5 separate regions of the Homo sapiens genome follow, and all the other regions are linked to region 5. Evidence: chromatin contacts called from ENCODE Hi-C or POLR2A ChIA-PET data. All regions are on one chromosome and are shown on one strand. Each heading gives the region's core, a stretch centred on a gene start or an enhancer-like site at or near the end of the contact. The rest is flanking DNA. Distances are from core to core; before and after follow the strand shown. Region 1 holds the start of PPAT (phosphoribosyl pyrophosphate amidotransferase). Region 2 holds the start of OCIAD1 (OCIA domain containing 1). Region 3 holds the start of SLAIN2 (SLAIN motif family member 2). Region 4 holds the start of TMEM165 (transmembrane protein 165). Region 5 holds the start of DCUN1D4 (defective in cullin neddylation 1 domain containing 4).

The links. A loop is a pair of places that touch in the nucleus more often than their neighbours do. ChIA-PET counts read pairs that join two places held with the same protein, here RNA polymerase II (POLR2A). Pooled maps may share reads with other maps.
Region 1: a loop to region 5 is called in a map of naive thymus-derived CD4-positive, alpha-beta T cell, with 23 times the contacts of the local background. The contact joins the promoter of PPAT here to the promoter of DCUN1D4 in region 5. A Hi-C loop is called at or near these places in 1 of 168 maps with a recorded cell type or tissue (naive thymus-derived CD4-positive, alpha-beta T cell), 2 of 37 single-sample maps with no recorded cell type and 10 of 50 pooled maps. POLR2A ChIA-PET finds 5 or more read pairs at or near these places in 1 of 52 experiments (CD4-positive, alpha-beta T cell).
Region 2: a pooled map shows a loop between it and region 5 (26-fold over the local background). The contact joins the promoter of OCIAD1 here to the promoter of DCUN1D4 in region 5. A Hi-C loop is called at or near these places in 2 of 37 single-sample maps with no recorded cell type and 11 of 50 pooled maps. POLR2A ChIA-PET finds 5 or more read pairs at or near these places in 1 of 52 experiments (activated CD4-positive, alpha-beta T cell).
Region 3: a map of CD8-positive, alpha-beta T cell shows a loop between it and region 5 (20-fold over the local background). The contact joins the promoter of SLAIN2 here to the promoter of DCUN1D4 in region 5. A Hi-C loop is called at or near these places in 1 of 168 maps with a recorded cell type or tissue (CD8-positive, alpha-beta T cell), 1 of 37 single-sample maps with no recorded cell type and 14 of 50 pooled maps. POLR2A ChIA-PET finds 5 or more read pairs at or near these places in 1 of 52 experiments (A673).
Region 4: a map of CD8-positive, alpha-beta T cell shows a loop between it and region 5 (13-fold over the local background). The contact joins the promoter of TMEM165 here to the promoter of DCUN1D4 in region 5. A Hi-C loop is called at or near these places in 3 of 168 maps with a recorded cell type or tissue (CD8-positive, alpha-beta T cell, ascending aorta and naive thymus-derived CD4-positive, alpha-beta T cell) and 18 of 50 pooled maps. POLR2A ChIA-PET finds 5 or more read pairs at or near these places in 1 of 52 experiments (HEK293T).

What each region holds. Positions count from the first base shown.
Region 1 is chr4:56,431,956-56,436,942 of GRCh38, forward strand. It overlaps PPAT (phosphoribosyl pyrophosphate amidotransferase), which reads right to left and starts at 3,660. Exons shown (of 11, transcript NM_002703.5): 1 at 3,395-3,660. The coding sequence starts at 3,522. PAICS (phosphoribosylaminoimidazole carboxylase and phosphoribosylaminoimidazolesuccinocarboxamide synthase) reads left to right here and starts at 4,305. Exons shown (of 9, transcript NM_001079524.2): 1 at 4,305-4,373. The coding sequence starts at 4,358. RefSeq lists enhancers at 3,365-3,544, 4,392-4,987 and silencers at 3,635-3,834, 3,975-4,264.
Region 2 is chr4:48,828,653-48,833,606 of GRCh38, forward strand. OCIAD1 (OCIA domain containing 1) reads left to right here and starts at 2,436. Exons shown (of 9, transcript NM_017830.4): 1 at 2,436-2,597; 2 at 3,968-4,030; 3 at 4,749-4,829. The coding sequence starts at 3,973. RefSeq lists enhancers at 2,004-2,383, 2,226-2,789, 2,790-3,352.
Region 3 is chr4:48,339,210-48,344,346 of GRCh38, forward strand. It overlaps SLAIN2 (SLAIN motif family member 2), which reads left to right and starts at 2,320. Exons shown (of 8, transcript NM_020846.2): 1 at 2,320-2,919. The coding sequence starts at 2,531. RefSeq lists enhancers at 1,741-1,860, 2,267-3,180 and silencers at 2,011-2,350, 2,491-2,800.
Region 4 is chr4:55,392,673-55,397,311 of GRCh38, forward strand. TMEM165 (transmembrane protein 165) reads left to right here and starts at 3,285. Exons shown (of 6, transcript NM_018475.5): 1 at 3,285-3,724. The coding sequence starts at 3,518. RefSeq lists silencers at 3,091-3,290, 3,491-3,960.
Region 5 is chr4:51,839,510-51,844,716 of GRCh38, forward strand. DCUN1D4 (defective in cullin neddylation 1 domain containing 4) reads left to right here and starts at 3,644. Exons shown (of 11, transcript NM_001040402.3): 1 at 3,644-3,758. The coding sequence starts at 3,734. RefSeq lists silencers at 3,372-3,521, 3,532-3,581, 3,672-4,021, 4,122-4,201, 4,752-4,871.

The sequences.
Region 1 (4,987 bases), core at 2,410-4,909, 4.6 Mb after region 5:
ACAGAAAGCAGAGCTACGGAATAAATCTGAAGACAGCCAGAACTACTAAAAACGGGGAGTACATCTGGATGAACCCATCTGGGTTAAATATCCAGTGCATGACTGGCTTAACTAATTGATACTCTATTTATTTTTATATGAAATGGCTAATATACCTTCCAGGTATTCTGTTAACCCCAGGACTAAATGTTTCAGATTAGATTATACCCAAGACAAAAAACTGGACCAAATACAAAACAAAAGTGATAGAAATCTCACCTTCTAGATTCCATCTTCTTAAAGATAAGGTTGGCCAGGCATGGTGGCTCACGCCTGTAATCTCAGCACTTTGGGAGACCGAAGAGGGTGGATCACTTGAGGCCAGGAGTTCAAGACCAGCCTGGTCAACATGGTGAAACCCCGTCTCTGCTAAAAATACAAAAATTACCTGAGTGTGGTGGCGGGCGCCTGTAATCCCAGCTACTCGGGAGACAGGTACGAGAATCACTTGAACTTGGGAAACGGAGGTTGCAATGAGCCCAGATCATACCACTCCACTCCAGCCTAGGTGACAGAGTGAGACCCTGTCTCAAAAAAAAAAAAAAAAAAGGGAGGCCAAGGCGGGCAGATCACGAGGTCAGGAGATCGAGACCATCCTGGCTAACACAGTGAAACCCCGTTTCTACTAAAAATACAAAAAATTAGCCGGGCGTGGTGGGGGGCGCCTGTAGTCCCAGCTACTCGGGAGGCTGAGGCAGGAGAATGGCGTGAACCCGGGAGGCGGAGCTTGCAGTGAGGGGAGACTGCGCCACTGAACTCCACCCCAGCCTGGGAGACAGCGAGACTCTGTCTCAAAAAAAAAAAAAAAATCAAGAAGATAATATATAAGAAATAAATTCCTTCATCAAAAAGGAAAAAAACACAATCAAACCTTTTTGCAGTTGTTTTAAAACTAACCAGTGAGTGAATGAGGGTGAGAAAGTGAAAACAGAGCTTTCTGCAACAGACCACCACTTCTCAGAGTACGATATATATATACATATATACATACACACACGTATTTTATATATATATATATAAAACTAAACTAAAAGAAAAAGTTCTTAGTTTTATTCTGGCCCTTATCTATCAGTTTCGAGCAGCAGATAATTGTATTTCCAAGACATAAGGGAGTGTCATTGTTCTTCCAAGCAGAATCAGTCCTCCCAAAGGATGAGCACTTTAGCTCATGTAAAATTTTGAATTGATTATGGGTGAGAACCAGCCCTCTTTGTGCACCTTAATGATTCTATGCCTACACAAGAGAAATGTTAAATTGTTTTTCAGTAATACATTTGTTCCTCAAAACCACATAATCACATCATTATTGCCCTTATCTGGTATTATTTAATCTTACAATTCTTTCACAGAAAAGCAACTATAGAAAACAGATATATGTAACCAGGAATCAAATGGTATTCATTAAAAAAAAAAAAAAAGAAAAAAAAAACCTATAACCATGAATACCAAGTATTTTCCTAAACTGGGTACTAAAACTCCAACCAGTGCTAACATGTAAGTTAAAAAAAAAAAAAAGCCTCTTTTTCTTCAGGCACACATTTAAAGGGAAGGAGAAAGGGGGATGAAAATTTCTTGAATAACTTTGGCAAAAAAAGTAAATATAGTGAAGTACAGTTCATACATATTTTCTACAGACCACCAGGCAACCCTAAAGACCTCTAGATTCTCCCTCACCCCCATGACAGAGTATCCAAAATAACAACTGTTTTTTTTTTTTTGAGACGGAGTCTCGCTCTGTCGCCCAGGCTGGAGTGCAGTGGCGTGATCTCTGCTCTCTGGAACCTAAGCCTCCCGGGTTCAAGCGATTCTCCTGCCTCAGCCTCCGGAGTAGCTAGGACTACAGGAGCGCATCACCACACCCAGCTAATTGTATTTTTAGCAGAGATGGGGTTTCACCATGTTGGCCAGGATGGTCTCGATCTCTTAACCTCGTGATCCGCCCGCCTCGGCCTCCCAAAGTGCTGGGATTACAGGCGTGAGCCACCGCGCCTGGCCATAGTTTCTAAGAATGTTACAAACTAATGTTGCTCACAACTACCACATAATCAAGAGTTTACTTTCTCCTTGGATTACGTAACTAATTTTCTCAATAAACTTTTTTTAAAAAAAACAAGAAATCTATTATGGTCAACCCACAATTATCCAAGATTGGAGCTACGCAAGTTAAAAATATTCTTTTTGATGCTTCCCACATTCTCAGCTCTTTAGTAAACAAGGAACACACAAAATGTGAAACTGAAATTGAAGTACCTGGGACAATGAAAACAGCAAAAAATACTTCTAATTTAAGTTTGGTGGAGGAAAAGCTAATCTTTTGGAATGCGTTTATACGTGTTGCACCCATTTTGCTGTTACGTGTTATTGCCAAGTTCCTTAACTGTAGTGTAAGTTGTTACCACTGTATTGCCTTATGGAAACTGTAATACTTTCAGTAAGAATATCAAACCCAGGTTTGTTTTTCTTATCCTAGTGTAATAATTTATATCAACTTCCAGTTAAGTCAGGTAGTAAGAAAAGGAAAGATCACCGAAGCAAAGTAATTTTTTTTAACTCGAAAGGATCTCCCAATTTTTCAAAATCAAGTGTATGGATCTTGGCATAGAGACACTACTCCCCTGTCCCCCTTTTGAAGAAGGGAGTTAATTTTTGTCATGTTATTACCAACGTTTTCATTCATTAGGCAAGACGTCTACCAATGAATCTTTTCCAGATGCACTGTTCCCTATGGTTGGCTTATTTCCATTTAATTTATGTGAGATCTACTACCAGTAGTCATTCTCAACATCAACTAGTCATCTTTCCCTGGGTCTGAAGTCTAGCATCCTCAAGTTCCCATAGCGATAACTACTTTCAAACCCATAATCTGCTCAATAGCTCTGCCCTTGCAAACAAAAGCTTGTGGTGGTTGGAGGCCCCGCGCGAAAACCTTTAGGTGTTGAAGGACCTGGACTGGCCGCCACGCCACACTAGCCTATTACAGGAGCAGCCACAGGCTCCGGGAGACTAGAACCCGCCTGCAGTCGGGGAGGAGCCCTGACCCAGCTAGACCAAGCAAACCGGCGGTTTACAAGCTGGCCAGCCTCTGGATGGGTGCACACACCGGGGGGCGGGGAGGGAGAGAGCCCCTAAAAGGCATAAGTGGCTGGGAGGGTGGGCAGGACAGGCTAAAGTTCATGGAAGCGAGGTGCCCCTCGTGCACGCCTAGGCAACCCGGTCGACGCCACAGGCAGGTACTGGCTTAGGTCGGAGAGGTCGGTCCTCCCGGGCCCTCGGGCGCTCATGAGAACGCCGACTGCGGGAAGCGGCTCCGAGAGATGGAGACGCACGCCCCCGCCACCCCCACCCTGTTGCTCACCGGTGCTGCAGCCCCACGAGTCCCAGAGTGATCACATGCGGTACATCCAGCTGCGTGGGCCACTCTCCTGAGGCGATGCACCCGAACACGCCACATTCCTCTCGGATCCCCAACTCCTCCAGCTCCATGTCGCCGCCGAAAGCACGTGGAAGGACCTGCCGCTGCGGCCAAGGTGTAAGCACCAACCAGCTGCCAGCTCGGCCCGTCGAGCTCAGAAGCTCGCGCTCGCGACAGGCTCTTCCTTCCCGAGGGTGGCCCCAGCTACTGCGGCGGCGCGCGCTGTCCCTAGGTGGCGTGGCCAGCTCAGCCCTGCTCCTCCCCCTCCGAGTCCACCAACGAGCGAGGGCGGAGGGGCGGTCCCGCGGCTGAGGGGCGGGGTCACGGATGCTGTAGGGTGGAGCTAGCCTTCCCCTAAGAGCTGCCTGGAAAGCTGTATTTGCTGCACGTGGAAATCTCCGTTATTTTCCAGCACCCAACAGTAGCGTAATGGGAGTAACGGACTTAACCTCATTTCTCTTTCAGAGCATTTAGCCTTCATATGCCCTTCCCTGCATGCTTCCCCCAGGCCGTCAAGACTTGGTACGCTCCAACTTCTGAGTCGCTCCCGCAGCCGAGAAGGGGCCGGGGTATGCGAGCTTCCGCAGAGTGGGGAGGGGCCGCCAGTGCGCGCCACTTTTCGCCTGTCCGGGCACTGCGCCAGCGCGGGGCGGCCCGGAGGCGGGGTCGCGTCTCTGCGCCTGCGCGGCGGGAAGCCAGTGGGGCGTTGTTTCGTCCGATATCCGCGTTTCAGTCTCCGCCCATACCCCTCCGGGTTAGGCGGCTGTAGCGGAGCTCGAAAAGAGTGGCGCAGGGTCGCGCGGCCCCGCCTCCTTCCCCGCCCAGCGAAGCTCTCTGACCACCCCTCTTTTCTAGAGTTCTGCCTCGCTTCCCGGCGCGGTCGCAGCCCTCAGCCCACTTAGGATAATGGCGACAGCTGAGGGTGAGTAACAGGGATCCGGGCCCTTCACGGTCTCCCTGACCCCCAGGCCGTGAGCTCGCGGCCACGTGCGAGCCGCGAAACTCTGTCCCGCCTCCCTGCAGCAGCGCCTCTAGGCAGCCGCGCGGGCGCACACGTGGCCCAGGCGCTCCCGGGCCTCCCCGAACTTTACTGCCTCGGGGATGGGGAGAAGGAGCAAAGTAGAGGAGAACGAGAAATGGCCAAGGGGTGGAAAGGTGCCTGGAAGTATTATTTATAATCAATAGCTATTGCAAAATACAAGCAAATCAGTCTTGATTCGTCAAAACCTGAGTCTTGCTTTGCCCGTTAGGTTAATGACCTTTCTAAGAAGGTTAATAATTGAAACTTTTGAAAGACCTGTCTAGAGGCCGGGCCTGGTGGCTCACGCCTGTAATCCCAGCACTTTGGGAGGCCAAGGCGGGCGGATCACCTGAGGTCAGTAGTACGAGACCAGCCTGGCCAACATGGCGAAACCCCGTCTCTTACTAAAAATACAAAAAATTAGCTGGACGTGGTGGCGCGCGCCTGTAATCCCCAGCTACTCAGGAGGCTGAGGTAGGAGAATCGCTTGAACCCGGAGGCGGAGGTTGCAGTGA
Region 2 (4,954 bases), core at 1,186-3,685, 3.0 Mb before region 5:
GCACCGCCTTAAGAGCTGTAACACTCACTGCGAAGGTCTGCAGCTTCACTCCTGAAGCCAGCAAGACCACGAACCCACCAGAAGGAATAAACTCCGAGCATGTCCGAACATCAGAAGGAACAAAGTCTGGACACACCATCTTTAAGAACTGTAACGCTCACCGTGAGGGTCCGCAGCTTCATTCTTGAAGTCAGTGAGACCAAGAACCCACCAATTTAGGACACACTATGTGTTAGGCCTGGCTCAGTAAGTATAAAGAATATGATAAAACTGGATTCTGGAATCTTACAATCTAGTCAGGAAGCAAAGAAAAAGACTTTGCTTTAAAGTTGGTGCAGTGGCTCATGCCTATAACCCCAGCACTTCGGGAGGCCAAAGTGGGCAGATCACTTGAGGCCAGGAATTGGAGACCAGGCTGGTAAAGTAGTGAAACTCTGTCTCTTCTACAAATAAAAAAATTAGCTGGGCGTGGTGGTGCACACCTGTGGTCCCAGCTACTCAGGAGGCTGAGGCACAAGAATTGCTTGAATCTGGGAGGCGAAGGTTGCAGTGAGCCGAGATGGCACCACTGTACTACGGTCTAGACAATAGAGCAAGGCCCTGTCCTAAAAAAAAAAACAACAAAAAACTTTGCTTTAACATAAAGCTCACCACCTAGAATGTCTTCTAATTTTTTTATTTTTGTTTCTTCTAGAATGTCTTTTAATTTTCTTATTTTTGTTTTTTCTCCTATAAAAATGCATTCAACAAATTCATTTAAGAAATATTTGTTGGCTTCATATGATCATGTGCCAATCACTGATGCTAGGCAAATACGGCTCCTACTGTCATAGACCTTTTTAGTGAAGAGAGACAATACACAAACAAATCATTGTTTTAGACCATAACAAATACTATGAAAACAATAAGCAAGGTAACATGGAGAGTGACTGGGGTGCCATGTTAATTGGGTGGTCAAGGAATGCCTCTCTGATGTGGTGACATCAACTGAAGTCTCAGACAAAAAGCCACGTTGAACATCTGGAAGAACAGTGGTCTAGAAGAGGGAACAGCAATTGCACAAGCCCTGGGCCCAGAAGTAAATTAGCTTGTCCCAGGAACAAAATGAGTATTAGTTACTAATACTGATTATCTCAGGGATTTATTTGGTTCTATAAAGACTTACAAGCCAACATCTCTGTCCTAAAGGAGCTCTGTAACAGAGACAGACGTAAGTAAAAAAGATCACTATTCAGTGCAAAAGTACATTGCAGTGACAGCAGTATGGACAAGCTAAGGACTAAGAAGGAAGAGTGATTACTTCTCTGGGGTGTATTTCAGGGAAGGCATCACAAAGGTGGTGATGTAAAAGCAGAATTTTGAAATATCGTTAGAATTGACAAAGCAGGGAGTAGAGTTGTACTGGGGAAACAGTGCACAGAGAACACTGAGGGCAAAGACCTCCAGGCTGTTTCTTGTTAGTGAACCCTGAAATAGAAGAAAGTGACGCTCAAAAGGCACAGGCACCACCAGGCCATGATGGGCCTTATATTCGGTGCATGACTGGAGCTATCAAAAGACTCCAAGGAAGGAAACACAGCGTTGGATTCGTTTCACGTGACTGTCTCCCTTAAGTATGTCTTCGGGAGAATAAATGTTAAATGATAAAGTGGCAAAGGGGCTCAGAAAGAGATGAGAAACCTGAGAGGCTTTGAGGGGTTGACAAATAGTAGGACTGGATTTGCCCACTGTTTAGTCACTAATAACTTGCAGTACATGGCACTAATAAATACTTCAGGAAGGAATGTATGAAAATGAGTAAAATGCTGATTGGCTGGGTGTGGCAGCACCATGTCTGATGTGTAGAAGTCGTGAGCCCCCTCATTAATAGACAGTGATGTGTTGTTTTAATTCTAACAACCCTATATGTAATTCCACTTTTCAGGTGAGAAAAACCGTAGCCTCAGAGAGATCACGGTACCCTGCCAGAGGTTGTAGAACTTGTTGGAAACTTGGATCAAGAGGGTGTGACAAATAACCAGGTATGCATGCTTAAAAATTACTTTCTACTACTTAGCCTACAGGCTCAAAGAATGAAATTATCTCATAAAAGAGATAATTTATAAAGTCGCTCTCAAAAGAGGGACAACAGAGGGTTCCGGAACGTTCCCGCCAGCCGCCACGAGAAGACCAGAGAGGTGCATCACAACAGCCCAAAGTCAAGCCTACTCCCAACCCCCTTCCCCGCCATCCAGGGAAGGGGCGGGGCAGGGTTCTTGGTCCGCCGCTGTCGCCTGCGCAGTCGCAGTGCGGCTCGTGGCCGCAGCTGCCTGAAAGGGCAAAGGGACGAGTATACGCATGCGTCTATTCCTAGGCTGCTGGCTCTCAGACCCGCAGTGAGGTCTGACGTCATTTCCTGCCGTAAGTATACAGTGCCTCCGGGTCGCGGTCATTTTGAGCCCCTGTCTGGATGACTTCTTGCGGCTGTTCTACCCCTCCCCCTCCCCGCGGTACCTTGCACTTTTCTCCCTCCCTGCCCCCTCTCGAGTCCACCCTCCGGGCCTTCTGCCCCTGATCGCTTGGTTTTCCTTGCAGTCGCCTGCTGCTGTCGTCGGGAGGTGGGTGAGGTGACGCAAACAGCCCCGTTGTTGCCCTCCGCGTATCCCCTCACCACCTTTGCGGCCATCCACGACTTTCGCACCTTCCGCCATTTTCCTGCCTGTGAGGGTGGACAGATCGCGCTCGGGTCTCGGCCTCCTGAGTGCCGGTGACTGCGGGAGGCGACGGAGTGCTTCTGGGGGTGTGAGCTGGGGAAGTTCGTGGTCACGGATGCGTGTGGGGTTGCTGCTCAGTCTGTAACGGCAGGTGGGAGACGGACACTGGGTGGAGGATGGAGTGCGGTAATCAGCGGTTGTAGGCCGCTTAGGCTTTAATCCAGCGTTGTTTTGTGTAAAGAACTTAAAATGGTATTGTCTTAAGCGCCGTGTCAGCCCTGACAGTCTTCCTGGTGTTTCTAGGAAGGATGCCGTTATGGGAAATAAGAGGGTTTCATTTTTTCTCATACGGTTGTAGGGTAAAGGTAGTTTATTCAGCAGGCTCCATCCATCCATGAATTCAGCTGACCTTTTTTATTTCTTTTCTCTAATTAAGGGGTTGGCATGTAGTAGGCCTTCATGGCTTATTGACTGAATGAATTATGGAAGGGCTCAGTTGCTGTCCTCATTGTGTATGCCATTTCCTGTTTCCATGCAAATTGTTTTTAAAATGAGAATAATCATGATCCCACGTAAACGTTCTGTAAAATACGGTTACTTGATCTGTTGGTCTGAGTCCCAATATATGAGTTTTTAAAAAAAGAACCAAATAAAAAATGTATATTCTTGGAATTTTATGCATTTTTTTCTTATATTCTTGGGGTGGAAGGAAATTTGGAGATACAGAATTTGCTGTTAGTTTTACCTCACAGGGAGAAGGATATGTCGTCTTTGTTATTCCATAATTTTGGAGTGCTCCTTTGTGGGAGAGGTTGAATGTTTCTGATGATTATTTCATTTTTTAATATGGAAGCTCAGAAATGACTTGAAATTTTTTTTCTCTTCTATTTTGGGGAATTATCCTAATCATTGGGCATAGATTCGAGAAACGACCAAAACATAGGATGTGAAAGAACCCACTTCCAGGAGGAAAAAATATGTCTGTTATTTTATTGATATCTTGATAGTAAAAAAAATTATAAACTTATAAAACGCATATGCTTTTTCAATTAAGGGACTTAACCTGAATAGTGAGTTCCAAATTAATCAGTAGGTCTGTTACTTTTTCATCTAGCTATTTACATGTGGAGTACGTAAGATATAGTAGTGTTTAATAAATATTTGTTGATTGATTGCTGTGTAGACTAGTAGTTTTACTATATCATACGTCTTGATTTACTTTGACCTATCTAGTGATAGTTTCTAATACTTAATATGTAATGTTTTTGATACAGGAAAGATGAATGGGAGGGCTGATTTTCGAGAGCCGAATGCAGAGGTTCCAAGACCAATTCCCCGTAACTATCTATTAAGTATTTATAATTAGAAGCACTTCCTATGTAAAGGAATTTTCACTGCCTTGAGTAACAGTGGCAGGTGGGCTGGCTTCATGGGCATGTGCAGACAGCGCCCCATACTTGGTTTCATGTTCTAGTCTTGTTATCTTGAAATTCATAATCATTTGGATAAGGAGTCCCACGTTTTTATTTTGCACTGGGCCCAGCACATTAGGTAGCCAGTCCTGACTAGCAGATAGTAGCATTAATTCTATTTGAAGTCAAAGTTTGTTGAAAGTGTATAAGTGGCCTGGCTCGGTGGCTCATGCCTGTAATCCCAGCACTTTGGGAGGCTGAGATGGGTGGAACACCTGAGGTCAGGAGTTCGAGACTAGCCTGGCTAACATGGTGAAACCCCGTATCTACTAAAATACAAAAAATTAGCCTGGCGTGGTGATGGGTGCCTGTAATCCCAGCTACTCGGAAGGCTGAGGCAGGAGAATCGCTTGAACCCCGGGAGGTGGAGGTTGCAGTGAGCCGAGATCGCGCCATTGCACTCCAGCCTGGGCAACAAGAGTGAAACACTGTCTCAAAAAACAAAAAAAGTGCATAAGCCAGTTGTTTTATTATTTGAGTTTAAAAAATGGGTGCCTCTTGTTAATGTTTAGGCTAAGATAATTTTTCAGACCTAGTTTTATTATGGATAATTTAATGTTTTCTGATTTTCCCTGGTAAAAAGACATAGGGCCTGATTACATTCCAACAGAGGAAGAAAGGAGAGTCTTCGCAGAATGCAATGATGAAAGCTTCTGGTTCAGATGTGAGTTCAATTTTCTAATTAATATAATTTGATCCAAAATTTGTACCTGAAATTTTGACTTGAATTTGAACCTGAAATTATAATAACTCCGTATAGAACAAATTGGCAAACTTTTTGCATAGTGT
Region 3 (5,137 bases), core at 1,070-3,569, 3.5 Mb before region 5:
CTACAGGACAAGCAGATTTAAGCGTGTGTATATGCTGTGTAGTGTGTATGTGTGTGTATGAACTGAATGTTGTTTGATACTTAAGAGGCCTATTAAACATCCAAATATCTAAATTCGTGCCTGCCATATAGTAGATATATTCAATATTTATTGAATGAAAAAGGTAAGACATTGAGTAAGGCAATAGAATTTAAAAATCCAAGTATATCTATCCACTATGAACTTCTCTATATATCTAAGTATATTCACTCTCATGTTTTGCAACCATGAGGCCTCACCAGAATCCTTTACTTTTTCATCCTGGAAGAGATACTGGAGATCCTCCAACTCACGCATTCTAAAGTAAACTAAGGACCAGAGATTAGAGAGCAGCGATCAAGGTCAAGTGCATTTATGCTACAGCTAGAACCCGACATCAGGCTTTCTGATTCTTAATTCATTGTTCCACACTACAACAGCTTTTCCTGCCCCACAAACATTAGTGCTAACTTCATAATGTCCGGTGAACTGTTCTTTTCAAGGAGTATATTTGAAGGGTTCGCCTTATAGAAACTGACTAGTTGGAATCTATTTTACAAAGCATTGAATGCAAGTGAAAACTGCTACACGTGAAGTAGTCATGATTTTTAACCCTCCGGCAACAAGTTCAGACTGGTCAGAAAGAGCAATGATATTTAGATGAGCATTACACAGATAATATATATTACTTGACAATTATGTTAGCAAACAATCACATCCTTTGACTAGGTCTGTATAGCTAGAAAAATACTCGACTTATAGTTAGCCAGCAAACTTTTAACACAAATACGTTTTTTGCTACGAATAAATAGCTACGTGGTTTTAAGTAGAACTTATAGTCTACTTAACTTTCAACAAACCAAGTATTGAGTGTCCACTGTGTCAGTGTACTAGACATGGGAAGCAAAAATGAAGTGTCCTTAAATCAAGTAAACAGACAAAAACAAACGAAAAATAATTCTTAGAGAAAAAAGCAATTTAAAAAAAAGTGCAAACACCTATTGAGAACTATTGATCACGTAGTGCTAGAATATGCAGAATAATTAGATCTTTGTGGAATTGTTGGGAAGAGGTTTCCTGAATGAGAGAGTATGGGATTTAAGAAAAGAATCAGATATGGCAGGCGGAGAATATGGCACTAGAAAAGCTAAAGGGTAGAAGCAAGTCAGTCATGGCATGAGTCCACACTCAGGTGTAACAGGACTGGATCATTGTTATTAAACTAAGGGTGGAGGCGGCAACTGAAGAAAAGCTGCAAACACAAGCCAAAGCCGTTCACAATTGACCTCTGAAGACCAACGACTGTGATAATGTGATCAAAACAAAGCATTTAAGTTTTGTTTAGGTTTCCTGCCGCATTCTAAAGGCAGACTTCACATTCTTACAATTTTCTTCATTCTTCAGTATCTGTCAGCGTGTTTAACTACTTTTAACATACAACTTTTAAAAAAGTCAAGACACACTACGAGGAACTTTTTCCGAAGGAAGTGATCCAAAGAACAGAGTGTGAGTCAATAAACGGAGAAAGGGAGTAGAGAAGCGGTTTACTATCCCCCGCTTCCGCCCCAGTGTGCTGTAAACTTTAAGTCGGGAAAACTATGTTTTAACCGATGAGATAATGCCTTTAAAAGTGCTTAGCACACTGTCTGGCCAGTAGGAAGCACTCAAGAAATTATGATTATTTTGACCTTAGACCTCTCTTAACTGTCTGAAACTGGGGTTTCTTATTTTCAGGGGAAGAAACAGGACACAGGCAGTCTAGAGGCTCCTGCCAGCCGAGACAATCTCCAATTAAAAGTCGGCATCGATTAAATATTTGCTGAACAAAGTAAACTGTCTCTCCACCGCCGGGCTGAGCGCCCACTCGAGATCCGGCCCGGAACAAGGGCGAGACTGGCCCGCGGGTCCCACACTCCCTGTAAGGGGTGGAGAACACGCCCACACGCCCAGACCAACAGGCGAGGCTGTTCGAGGACCTTGTTAGCCACCTCAGCCCCGCCCGCCGCGAGCCTTCTGCTGGCCTCCCGTTCTGCAGGGACCCTCCCTAGCCAGCCCGGCCGCGTCCCACATCCGCCGACACGCCCCTTCCGGCCTAATCCCCGCCCCTCAAGCACCGGCCCCGCCCCATAGGCCCCGTCCGTGGCCCCGCCCCGCCGCGAGCTGGCGCCGGGTCCTCTCAGCGCCCGCCGGCGGCCGCGTCCACCCCCGACGCTCTGAGGTCACCGACTGGGCCGGCCCGCGGGGGGCGGAGGGACGGAGGGAAGATGGCGGCAGGGGCCGGATATTGGCGCCGCCTCCCCCAATCCCGGAGCCGGCGCAGATGAGGCAGTTCGGCTGGGGCCAGCGGCGCTTTGGAACCCGAGGTGGGGGGACCCTGGCGGTGGGGCCTGGTCCTGCTATATGCCGGCGCCTCGGCTAGAGTGAGCGGCGGCGACGCCTCTTTCCTCCGTCTCTTTCCCTGTCGCTGCGAGAGCGAGCGGGCGGCGGAGGCGGCGGCGGCGGCGGGGCCGGGATGGAGGACGTTAACTCCAACGTGAACGCGGACCAGGAGGTGCGGAAGCTGCAGGAGCTGGTGAAGAAGCTGGAGAAGCAGAACGAACAGCTGAGGAGCCGCTCGGGGGCCGTGCAGGGCGCCGGCTCCCTTGGGCCCGGCAGCCCGGTTCGGGCCGGCGCGTCCATTCCCTCCTCCGGCGCGGCGTCTCCTCGGGGCTTCCCCTTGGGCCTCAGCGCCAAGTCGGGCGGCGGGCCCGGGTCGGGCCCGAGGCGGACGAGTAGCGAAGAGCTGCGGGACGCCACCTCCTTGCTAGCGGCGGGCGAGGGCGGCTTGCTGGACGAGGTGGAGCCGCTGCGGCCCGACGAGCTGGAGCGCCTGTCAGGCTGGGAGGAGGAGGAGGAGAGCTGGTGAGCGCGAGGCGCCGGGCAGGAGCTGGGCGGGGACGGGCCCGGGGGCGGAGAGCGTCCTCTGAGGGTCCCTCTGGTCGGGCGCCTCGCTTTGTGTAGCCGGGTCCGCTCTCCTGTGGCGACTTGTGGTTTTCTTGCTTTGGCAGAGGGAACGTCAGCTGGAGTTGGGGGTTCGAGGCGTGCGCAAGTAACAGGGTTGTAGCTCGTTGTCCTTTGGATTGTGGACCTTCTGAGTGCTGGACCCTATTGGGGTCTGTGGGTTGGGGCAGCTTGAGAAGGGCTGTTCGCCTGGGGAGGAGTCGGAGGTGGGAAACTGCTTTGTAGGCAGGGATCCTGCTTTGTGTAAGATACTGGCTTTCGGATGGTGGCCCTGGGCATTCTGGATGTAGGAGAGGGGTCTGCTTGATGAGGTATCACCAGGTGTGGGGGTCAGGGGCAGACCAGAGTCGTCTACGTCTATGCAGCGGTTGGTGTTTGGGACCCATTTCTGGCGGGGATGGGGAGACCGTATGAATCAGCACTCCCCTTTGGGTAGTGGGGTAAACCTTGCTTTGTGTGAAGAGAGGGCAGAGGATGGTGCTGCTTTTTTTTTTTTTTTTTTTTTTTTGTTACTCTGTGTGAAGAGTCAAGGGTGGAACGAGCCCTGGCTCTTATTTTCTAAAACAAGAATTGAGTCTGGCGTTTTGCAGAGCTCTGAATTGACAGTTATCACATCCATCTTTCATTTCCACGTCCTTCTAGGGGCAGAGAAAAAGAGTCCTATTTAAAAATTTAAACCAAAGCTATATTGTCATAAGCCACTTCTTGATGAAATTGTGGCCCCCCCACCTTAATATCACTTTCATAAATAGGACATGGGAGGCTTTTCCTCTCGTTTTATTATAAAGATGTGTGTGGGCAATTATTTGTCTTAATTCATTTTTCTTAAAGTTTTAACTTTTAGCTAAAATGTCTCTGCTCTATTGAAATTAAAACTTCTAACAGTGAAATCGAAATCATTCATAGACTCTGGTATTGCAGGGCTGGAACTTTGCAGTGTTCTGAGGTAGTTAAGAGCTTTCCTGGGTTCGCCCCTGGTTTTGCCACTTACTAGCAGTATGACCTTGAGCAAGTTACTCTGAGGCTCACTTTCTTCTTGTATTTGATGGAGAAAATAATAGCACTTACCTCTATAGAGTTATGAAAATTTAGTAAGATAATTATGTATGCATTTAGCGCTGGATCTGGCACATAGTAAACTGTCTAAAACAAGCTGCTATTTGTTACTCTTAAGCCTAGTTACTTAAATCAAGAAACAGTTCTTATATGATGTTGTAGGAGATTCTGGTGATTCTTAAGTGTTGATCCCTGTTCATAAGGCAGTTATAGTCTTGTTGAGAACTAAGTTTTGTGCAGTTAAATAAACTAGAAAGTGTACAGTGAATTACCCAAAGAGTGATAGAACAAAGAGTACTGACAGTGCTCAGTAACTGGGAAAAAAATAGTAGTCCAAAGTAGTTGGGCCAGACTTTGAGGAGGAGGTGGCTTGGAGTCTGAAAGTGAGGAAAGAGCGGGAAGGGCATTTTATGCTCTTGACAGCTACAAGAGCAGAGTCAGAGGTATTTGTAACTCTCAGGAAGATTTGAGTAACAGAATTACTCTTGAGTATATGATGACATACCTTTATTACCAAGTGATATCAAATATTAGAGCTGACTGTGGTAGTGACAGTTTTTGATATAAATGTGAAATTGCATTCTCCCAAAGGAATCTTGGGTATGTATGCACTTTAAAAGAACCCAGAATCTTGTAAATATTGTCACATGGCTCTTGCAAGTGATGATAATAAAATGATGCTCATAATAATGAGGATTAGCTGCACCCATCAGCCCATTTTAGATTATGTATTATTAGAACACATTGAGTCCACTTGGGGAAGCCGATTAAGTCTTTGGCTGCTTTGGTTCCTGAGCATGAGTTTGTTAAGGTAAAGCAAGTCTTCCTTAAATACTGTTCCAGGAGTTTCTTTTGACCAGATGATTCCTGCTTACTGCTTTGATCCTGGCTTCATATCTTGATATTATAGGTGTCCTATACTTTTTCTGAGATTTGTGTGAACTGAAAGTTGAATATAAATCATATTTAAAATGCGTTGGGGTATGTGATTAGGGTAAAAGTTGTAGGGGATGGATGTCAGTGGCAGGAAGATTCAAAGTCAATATTTTTTCCTTTCTTAGCA
Region 4 (4,639 bases), core at 2,035-4,534, 3.6 Mb after region 5:
TCTACATAAATAAATAAAAAATAAAATATAGGTCAGGCACAGTGGCTCATGCCTATAATCCCAGCACTTTTGGGAGGCCAAGGCGGACGGATCACGAGGTCAGGAGATCAAGACCATCCTGGCTAACATGGTAAACCCGTCTCTACTAAAAATACAAAAAATTAGTGGGGCGTGTAGCACATGCCTGTAATCCCAGCTACTCAGGAGGCTGAGGCAGGAGAATTGCTTGAACCCGGGAGGCGGAGGCTGCAGTGAGCCGAGATCTTGCCACTGCATTCCAGCCTGGGCAACAGAGCGAGACTCCACCTCAAAAATAAATAAATAAATTAATTAAATAAAATACAATGTAATGCACATGTAGTAGGGTTTCTTTCCATAGGATGCCTGACAGTGGTTACATTTTAGTAAGACTATATCGGTGTAGGCTATGATTAAAAAATATATCATCTTGGAATTGTTGCGCCACCCACATCCTTATTGGGTAGGGGGTTAAATAAGTAGCTTCAGTTGTCCTTCAAGAAAGGTATCAGGAAAGCTCCTATAGTTTTTTAATTGCTTTTTTTAAGGGAGTTAGTCACCAATGAGGACTAGAAGGATGATGGCTCTAAACCCTCAAGGTGGTGAAAACTGGAGCCAGCCTCGATTTAGCACGCCTGAGCACGGATCCCAGGAGGTAGATGTGTGTGGAAACAGAAATACCAGATCCCATGAGAATCAGACACCTAGAGCCTAGCCTGGCAGCACCTGAAGGCCCTTGGATCAGGGTGACACTGGGGCAGGCTAGAAAGGTCTCACTCTGGCCCAGATTCTGATGCTTTGCTGACACCACTGTGCCAGTTCGCCAATGCTCTATCTCCATTTATGTTACATCTTCTGCCAAATAGCTTTGCTGCCTTGCCCCTGAACCACTGCATGCTCAGCAGCTGGTGCTTCAGCATCCTGCAGCTGTAGCCCAGAAGTCCTCACTGCCTCATATGTTGAGATGACTGAATTTGGCCAGGAGTCCTTCCTGTGAGAAAGCCCTGGAGTGTGGGCAGCCCATCCTAGAAAATAAACAAAGCAGCTTTCAGCAATGAGGGACACACAGCCAGTTTTGCTACATTCACCCTTCTGGCTCTGTCTTCAGCCTAAGCTGCTCCTTTCAGGTCCCTCCCTTGGGACCTCAAGCCTCCCTTTCAGGCCCCTTTTAAGCACAGCAAATCCTGTATGCATTAAGGGGAGGTAGTTGAAGTTTGGGCTTCTGGGTTTTATGTTATTACTGGCTTCTGAAAGCTCAAACATTTGCACTCCAGGGATGATAGTTGCATCTGTTAAATTTAGTGTAAAGCTGCCTCCTTACATATTTTAAGTTAGGCCTAAAGGTTTCCCCATACATGGTGAACTGTAGCCTAATTGGGTATGTAAACAGACTGTAACCTATTCTTGTACCAATCACAGAGTTCTGGCCAATCACAAGTGGCCAACTGTTCAAACCGTGTTCAAATAGGGCAAACCTGAGCTACAACCAATCCAGCTGTTTCTGTCCCTCAATTATGTTTTCTGTAAGTCACTTTATTTTTTCCGACCACTCGGCAAGACTGGAGCCTCTCTGAACTTACTTTGATTTGGGGTCTTTTTGATTTGCAGATCATTCTTTGGGTTCTTTGCTTGATTAAACGCTGTTAAGTTTAATTTGTCTAAGGTTTTTCTTTTAACACACCCCAAACTGTAAGTGGAGGCATCCTACTTACACAGTAATAGAAGAATGCATAAAGCAATAACATGAAGGAACAAGTGACAAATTCTGTAACGCCATGTGTTGGGGAAAAGTTCTGAGAGTGGAAGCTTGAATAGGTTTTGGAAGTATGAGTAGGAGTTTACAAGGAGAGAATGGAAGAAGGGGAATTACGGACAGAATAACATGGACGGAGGCCGGCCGCGGTGGCTCACACCTGTAATCCCAGCACTTTGAGAGGACGAGGCCGGCAGATCACCTGAGGTCTGGAGTTCGAGACCAGCCTGACCAACATGGAGAAACCCCATCTCTACTAAAATTACAAAGTTAGCCGCGTATGGTGGAGCATGCCTGTAATCCCAGCTACTCGGGAAGCTGAGGCAGGAGAATCTCTTGTACCCGGGAGGAGGAGGTTGCAGTGGGCCGAGATCTCACCATTGCACTCCATCCTGAGCAACAAGCGCGAAACTCCGTCTCAAAAACAAAAACAAAGAAAACAACAAAACAAAAAAACAGACGGAAATTTTATTATCCTGTGACAAACACTGTATCTTTGGTGAACTCAAAGTAGGTTTGCCCACTTTCCCACAGATTGTTTTGGTGGATTAATTTTTTGTTTCAGTTAGTGATAAACTTCCTTAGCTCTTTACTGAGTACAGGTTTACTGTATGTAAATATGTATAATATTAGATTAGTGCCTGGCACATGGTTAGCACTATCGATTTTTATTAGGGACTAGGTCTCAAACTTATGGTAATTAAGTAGCTCACTTTTTCTTTTGGGAAGACGTAAAAATATTCTCAAGCCTAACTCAAGACCATCCTTTCCTGTCTTCTAGTCTTGCCCACTCAAAGCTCCATCCTGCAAAAGTCTTAAACAGTCCATTTCAAAAGCCCAGCATTTTTAAAGGGTCTAAGGAATAGCACAAAACAAGATGCACCCAAAACGTCAAGGCCATACTGGACAAGGGCAACGTTAGCCATTTTTGGTCTGGGGTAATTATAGGCAGTATCTTAAAACAAGGCTTGAAAAATGTCATGTTATTTCCAAATCCCATTTCAGAACTTTAAAAAAAAAATAGCATTTTGAGCTCCTAAGAACGTTTTTGGCGGTAGGTGGCCACATGGAGGGTGGCACAGAGGCTCGGCGGGGGAGAGCGGAACAGAGCTGGGCGTGGCAGTGCCTGCGAGTCAGCGCCACGTAACCAGAGGCGCTCGCACTAATTTGACCTCTAAGAGAGACTAAGCGCAGGGAACAGCGGGTGCGGACATTACGGCGGAAGGCTCTGGAGGAAGCAGAAGTGAAGGACCTCGCAGTCCTGGGACGGTGGGGCACAGAGAGAGAAAGGGAGCCCCGGGCGCGGCGCGGTGAGGATGCGAGCAGAGGAAGGACACGCGGCGCCGGGTACCTGCCGGGAGCGCCGGATCCAATGGGAGGAGGGCCCGCGCCGCACCTCAACCTGGCAGAGGACGTCACGACGCCAAGGCGGTCGCCGGGCCAATGGGAGGCCGTCGCGGGCAGGGACGGGGCCGGGAGGAGTCGGGGCTGGGCCGCGCCGAGGCAGCTGGCTGACTCCAGTTTAGCCGCCGCCGGAGAGGACGGGCGCCGAGCCGGGGCTGCGGACTTCGGCCTGCCCCTCACCTCACTCCCGCTGCTTGCACCTCCCGGATGGTGCTGACTGCTCCCTAAGCGGCGGCGGCGGCGAGTCGTGAGGACGCGCCGCGGAGGCTGTTCGGGGTCGAGGCTTCCCGTCGCCGGCACTTCCTCTTGCGGCGCCCGTGCGCGGCCGGCCCGGCAGGCGGGATGGCGGCCGCGGCTCCAGGGAACGGCCGCGCATCGGCGCCCCGGCTGCTTCTGCTCTTTCTGGTTCCGCTGCTGTGGGCCCCGGCTGCGGTCCGGGCCGGCCCAGATGAAGACCTTAGCCACCGGAACAAAGAACCGCCGGCGCCGGCCCAGCAGCTGCAGCCGCAGCCTGTGGCTGTGCAGGGCCCCGAGCCGGCCCGGGTCGAGGTGAGCGGGCCGGGATGGGGCGAGCGAGGCTGCAGGGCCGGCTGCGCCGAGTACCAGGCTCCAGGCCTTTGAAAGCGCCGCACTCCGCCGGCCTCGGCTGGGGGAGGGGAGCCCGGCCCCTGCTCCCGGGGTGGAGGGCGGTCGGCTGCGCTGTTTTCCGGTGAGGCCTGGTCTTGCCCGCTCCTTTAGGGAAAGGGAGAGGGAGAGTCCAAGAGGAGCCCGCTATAAACGTTGATCTCCGGAGGGCCAAGATGCTGCTCCGGGATGGGCGTTTTATTGATCAGATGTGTCTTAGAGTAGCTAGAAAGACTCATCCCTACCAAAAAGTTTTTAACAGAAGGCTGCTAGGAGGCTTTTTGTATTCCCTGAGGATCATCACATCGGCCATTTCATTGTTGAAATAGCTTATGCCAAACTGCTTACCCAAATTCAACTTGGCACTGCCTGTGCTTTTTGCCAAATATGGATTATGAACCATGACTCTCACTTTTTAAAAATGTGCTTTGGCTAGCAGGAAGTAGCCTTTAGGAACGCAGAGGAATTAGTCTCCGGCAGTACAGCGTGCTGCAGCGATGTGGGATGCCAAAACTACATTTATAAGTAAAACAGAATCCTGTATTTTGTCCTTCCCTGAATAGATACTAGAAATCAACTTTTTAATCTGTTAATAGAATTAGTCCTTAGTCACTTGGCAGCGTTTTAACATTTCTCCCTTCTCCCAGTCGTGGGCTTTGTCGTCATTTCCAGTATCTGCTCCCTGAATCCCGGCCAGTGTGGCACTCAAACCCCCACTCCCACCCAGGCCACATCCAGCCCATCTCCACGTAACTAATCTTCCCGAACATTGAATTCTGCCATCTTGTCAGAAGTCGTCGGTGAGTTGCCTCCACTAATTTCAGTCCAGCCTTTTTAGGA
Region 5 (5,207 bases), core at 2,394-4,893:
ATCACTTGGGACAGCAAATTCAGTTGGTCATATTTGGAGAAAGAAAACTATCCTGCCCTCTATGGATAAATTCTCCTTTCGGAGGGGGTTTATTTTCATTTCCAAATACTAGAAACCCACCTAGCCTGACATTTTATTACTAAAGGAGTTCTGCCAACTCTCTCACTGTAATCTAAGGCCAAATTAATTCCTCTCTGTCCTGTGTTCTTTCTTATTCTCTTTAAATCTTACCAGGGACACATTTATCTGTCTGTGCAGGCCCAACTTATTTTCAGTCTCAAGAACTATGCTATTCTTCCTCCTACTCCCAATCCCAACACATGCAGGAAAAGCATGCTACAGTGGGCTTAGCAGAATTTAGGGGAAAGCGTAACATTTGATTGAAGAGCTCTGCTGTTTTTTTTCTCTTACTAGACTTCTCCATATCACATTCTAATCTAGGCTTAGGGCATTTCAAAATATATCTGATTAAAATTAATATTGTATGACTAATAAAATAGAAAAATTCCAATTAAATTAGGTATCATTAACATGGAGTAACTTGCTTCAATATTACCTTAAAGCAGTAACTGGGTGAAATGAAATGGCATAAAGACTGCATCTCCAAATATCTCTACCCATCACAGTCCCAAGATATTCAATTATTAATTTTTTTCTCCAGGGATTCAAATATAAATGTACAGAAGTATAACATTATTATCTCAGTAAACCTCTCCATGGGGATCATGTTCTTTGGGAATACTACAAATGAGAAAAAAAAAAGTGAAGTATTGATTTACATATTGAAAAAAATCCTGAATGAAATACATAAAAAAGAAGGCAACATTTCAACCATGAAGCAGACTTGTATTAGATTGGCATAGTAACTTTCAGATGGGAAGGGAGAGTAGTTTACCTATCTTTGGAATTTGAAGCTTTGATATTAGACAGTGTGGTACAGGGGATAGAGTTGAGAAACCTGAATTTAAGCCCTGTTTTGTTATCAACTAGCCAAGTGACTCAGATTAAACATTTAACTCCTTTGGATGTCAAGTCTCTTATTTTTAAAATGAAGATGTTGGATTTGATAATCACCAAGGTTCCTATCCAGATCTAAAATTTCATGTACGGTAAACATTCATTTTAAGGGGTATGGTTAACCAGTGCCTACCACAATATTTGAAAGCATTGTACTAGGTGCTAGGCAAGTAAAAAGATAACTATAACAAGTTTCCTGATATCAGAGGTTTATATGGTGTGGATTATTTAAATGACCAGGTAATATTTGCAGAGCATTATGTAGTCATTTTATTATACTTTGTAAAACGTGGGGGCAGTGAGGGTCAGCCGACTAGGAATGAGCTTTGCCTCTCAATCCTTAGGCTATAGCTGACTCTTTATAAAGATCTGGGTAAATTACCTCTAAGTCTGTTTTCTACTTGAAAATAATCATACTGACTCAACTGAAAGCAATGTTGAGAAATAACAGAGGTTGTACATTCTATAAATTTTTATGGACACCATGCATATGCCAGGCCAGTGTTGGGAGCTGGGGCAAAGCAGCCGACCCATCCTTCATCTAGCTTAACTCTTATACACATTATTATAAAGTATGCTGCAAATAAATTAATAGAGCAAATGACTAGCTATAATTAATTGTGGGCTTATTGTAATTTAGAGGTGTCACGAAGGAAGCCCTTTTCTGTGCAAAATAACATGTGTCTCAGTCTTTGAAGTACCATGGTAAACGGTAAAAAAAAAAATCATAAATATTACACACACAAAAGATTTGAAACTTGTATTAAATGACATATAATTTATTATTTCCTAGATGTAGATTAAGCTGAAACATAAATAGAATAAAGAATGCAGGAGCAGCTTCCCTGCTCAGAGTAAGGGCGGATATTCTTACTGCTAGATCTGCCCAACAAGCAATCCCCTATCTCAGAGTCCAGAGGTACCTACCCATCACTGTGGGGCCCCGCTGAGGTACTGTCATGATAAAGGTGATCAATAAGGATGTTCTATGAGAGATTCTTGTCTTGCGAAAGAACCTGAAGCAAATAATAAATAACTTCAGGTACAGTTCTGAGATTCCATAAAGTGATTCATAAATGTTTGAATGATAAAAATATTATATAAATAGTATTATAAGGATGTAATTTATTAAAGAGAAATTAGCGATTAAGATGGAGGGAGCATTTTACCATGGGAGTGCTGTGGGACACAGAAACTGGTTTGTCTGAGCCCCTTCCAAATAGCATAACATTTGTGTCCTGATTTAAAATCTAAATTTCAGAGCCTGGAAACCCAAAAGCCTGGGCTGTAGAAATCTAAAACCAAAAAGACCGTGCGTTCTGTTACCTGTGATTTGTGGTGTCACCTACTCTTTGAGGCTCCCAGATGGCCCAGGGCCTTAGGATATGGGGATGCCTTGTAGGTGTGTTGTTGTTGGAGTTGGTGGCTGGGATGAGGGTGGAGGCAGGGTAGGGTGGGGGTGGGTTGGGGTGGGGGGAATCCTCCGTTAATATCTCGAAATATTGTTCTGTTACCATAATGCGGTGTGATAAGTTAGCTTCAAGTATTGAAAAATCAGGGCAGGACTCATGGAAATGGTGCGAATTCTTGACTTAGGGTCAGAAGAATTCACCAAAATTAACGTCTCCCTCTGCCAAATAACAGCCAGTTTCAATTTCTGGACGGCCTCTCCGCGGGAGTGACAGGTTTTCTTAGATGCCGCCGGGGGTCTTTCACGGGCTGGTGGTCTGCCCCCTGGACTCGTCCATGTGTTAGGCTCAGTCCGCAGCTCAGAGCGCGGCCCTGTATTTCTGTCTGATGTCTGGGGCATACAGATGTGTGTGACGGACAATGCTCGTGGCATTCGAAGCCTCTTTAACAGACATTAGTGACTAGAGGAAAGAAGTGTGCGAACTCTGCGAAACAAGTATGCGGACTCTGGAAAAGAAGTACATTTCGAAAGTGGGGAGAGGATGGATCTTCGTAGGAGAAATGGAAATTTGCTCCCCACCAGAAGGTTTGCTGGAAATTAAGACGCGGCAATTCTTAATCCAGTTTCCTGCGGTAGGAAGCAGCTGACAAGAGAAGTCCCAGTCCGAGTTCGGCGCGAACTGGACAAGTGTCGTGGGACAAGTGGCGGGAGACCCGGCCGCGTCGCGCCGGGCGCTAGGGACGGACGCATTTCCCTACTTCCAGCAGCTGGTACGAGCCGCCCCCAACTGCGCTGCGCTGCTCTATTCTTTGGGAAACACTTCGCGTGCTTTGTTTCAGACGCCGACCCATCTTTCTTGGTGGGTCTCCAGCTCCACCAATCCCGCCCGCCACTGGGCGGGGTTTCAGGGTCAAGGTGGACCAATTTCCCAGCTTCGCCCCTACACGCGCTCTCGGACCCCTGGGGGTGACTGACAGCAGCCGGGCCCAACCCGCTGCTCCGGAGCATGGCCTCCGCCAGGGGCGTTACGGAGACAAGGCCCCAGGACCAATCGTATTGGCCAGTGGGGGGCGGGGCCTCGTTGCCAGCTCCAGACCGGCGCTATGGGCACTCCTTTTGTCAAATGAGAGACGCAGCAGGGCGGCCCCTGAGCCGCGGTTTAGCCAATGGAGAAGGCGAGATGGGCGGGCTGGGAGTGCCCGGCGGCGGGTCCTCAGCTTCGAGCCGAGGTGCAGTGAGCTGGTGGGGGGACCGCGAGGCGAGCGCGGGAGCCTGGGCGGCGAGCCGGGTGTGAGCTGCCTGAAAATGCACTCGGATGCCGCCGCTGTCAGTGAGTAGCAGAGAGCCAGCCAGCGGGCCGGGGCCGGGCGGCTGCCAAACTCGCCACTCGGCTCCCGCAGTCCCCGCCCCACGCCTCGGGTCCCGAAACGCGCCGGGAGCCCCTGCCTGGGAACCACCCCTTCCCCTCCCGGGGCCGGGGCGGGCGGTGACGCTGCGGGCGGCGTGGGGCGGGGGCGGGCGTGGGGGGAAGGGACCGGCCTGCGGGGAGGGCGGAGGTGAGGGGGGTGGGGACTGGCTCTCTTTCAGTGTTGGGGGAAGGGAGGGCTGGACGTGCGATGAAGGGCCGAGATCGGAGTGTCCGGGGTGCATGGAGGTGGAGGCAGCGTTGGGCTGTAGCGGGCAGGGCCGGGGATGTGGGGGGGTGGCACCGGCGGGGAGAGGGAGGGAGCGAGCGAGCGAGCGGGGCACAAGGGTGAGGATTTCCAAAGGGCTGAGTGGTGCGGGCGGCTCCGTGAGAAAGGCGGGTGAGTGCGAGGGGGGCGCGGGGGCGGGGACAATGGGAAGAAGGGCTGGTTGGCGGGGGGGTGGGGGGGGGGCGGCGAACAATGGGGTGGGGGAATGGGGGCAGCGGCCGAGCGGGGCAGGAGGGCGGGCGACTGGACGAGGGCTGATGTAACGGGAAAGCGAGGTGGTGGGAGGGACTGGGGTGTAATGGTAGTTGGGGAGTCCTGCGGGGCGGGAGGGGCGTTGGAAGGGCGGTGGGTAACGGAGAGTGGTGGGAGTGGAAGATGTTGGGGTAAAGAGATGGGGCAGGTGTGGAAGGGTAGGGCGATTGGGAGGAAGAGGAGAAAAAGGTGGGTAGGATTTGGGGTGGCAGAGTGGGGGCAGGGGTGGAGAATATGAAATGGGGGTGAGGAGCTAGTCGGGGAGGAAGGGGAGGTGGGGCGGAGTTGGGCAGGAGGACTGTCACGTCCAGATTCGGTCCGGAGCCGGGCTAAGGGGGTGTCAGACTGTGCTTAGGGGAGGTACTTCCTCTCCCTGTCGAGGCAGGGTCCCTTGAAGGGGGGAGTCCAAGCTTCGGGGTGCGGAGAGAGGAGGGGGCGGGGCTGAGGTGGAGGAGACGGGGTAAGTGCCCTAAGGTTGGAACTGGCCGTGGTTCCCCCCGGACGGCGGGAAGCGAGGTCAGCGCTGGCGCGGGCTCCGGCAGCGGGACTAGGAGGCGGGGCAGGGGTGCGGGCTGCGGGGTTTCAGCAGCGGGAGCCGGAGGGGTCGGGCCCTGATGGCCGGGTCGGGGGCTTGGCGCCGGGGAGGTGTCGGGGTCCCTGGCAGTCCGTGGGTTTGATAGTCTGTGACGCAGTTGTCTAATTTCTGGCTATCAGGTGTGGGGGTTGGTGCCATGGAACCCGCTTCCTTAGAGGGATGGCCGGGCCCTAGGCCGCGCCCCACGCCCGGGGGGCGCGACTTCTCCCAGGCGTGCTGGGAGGGCGCTTGAGGGGTT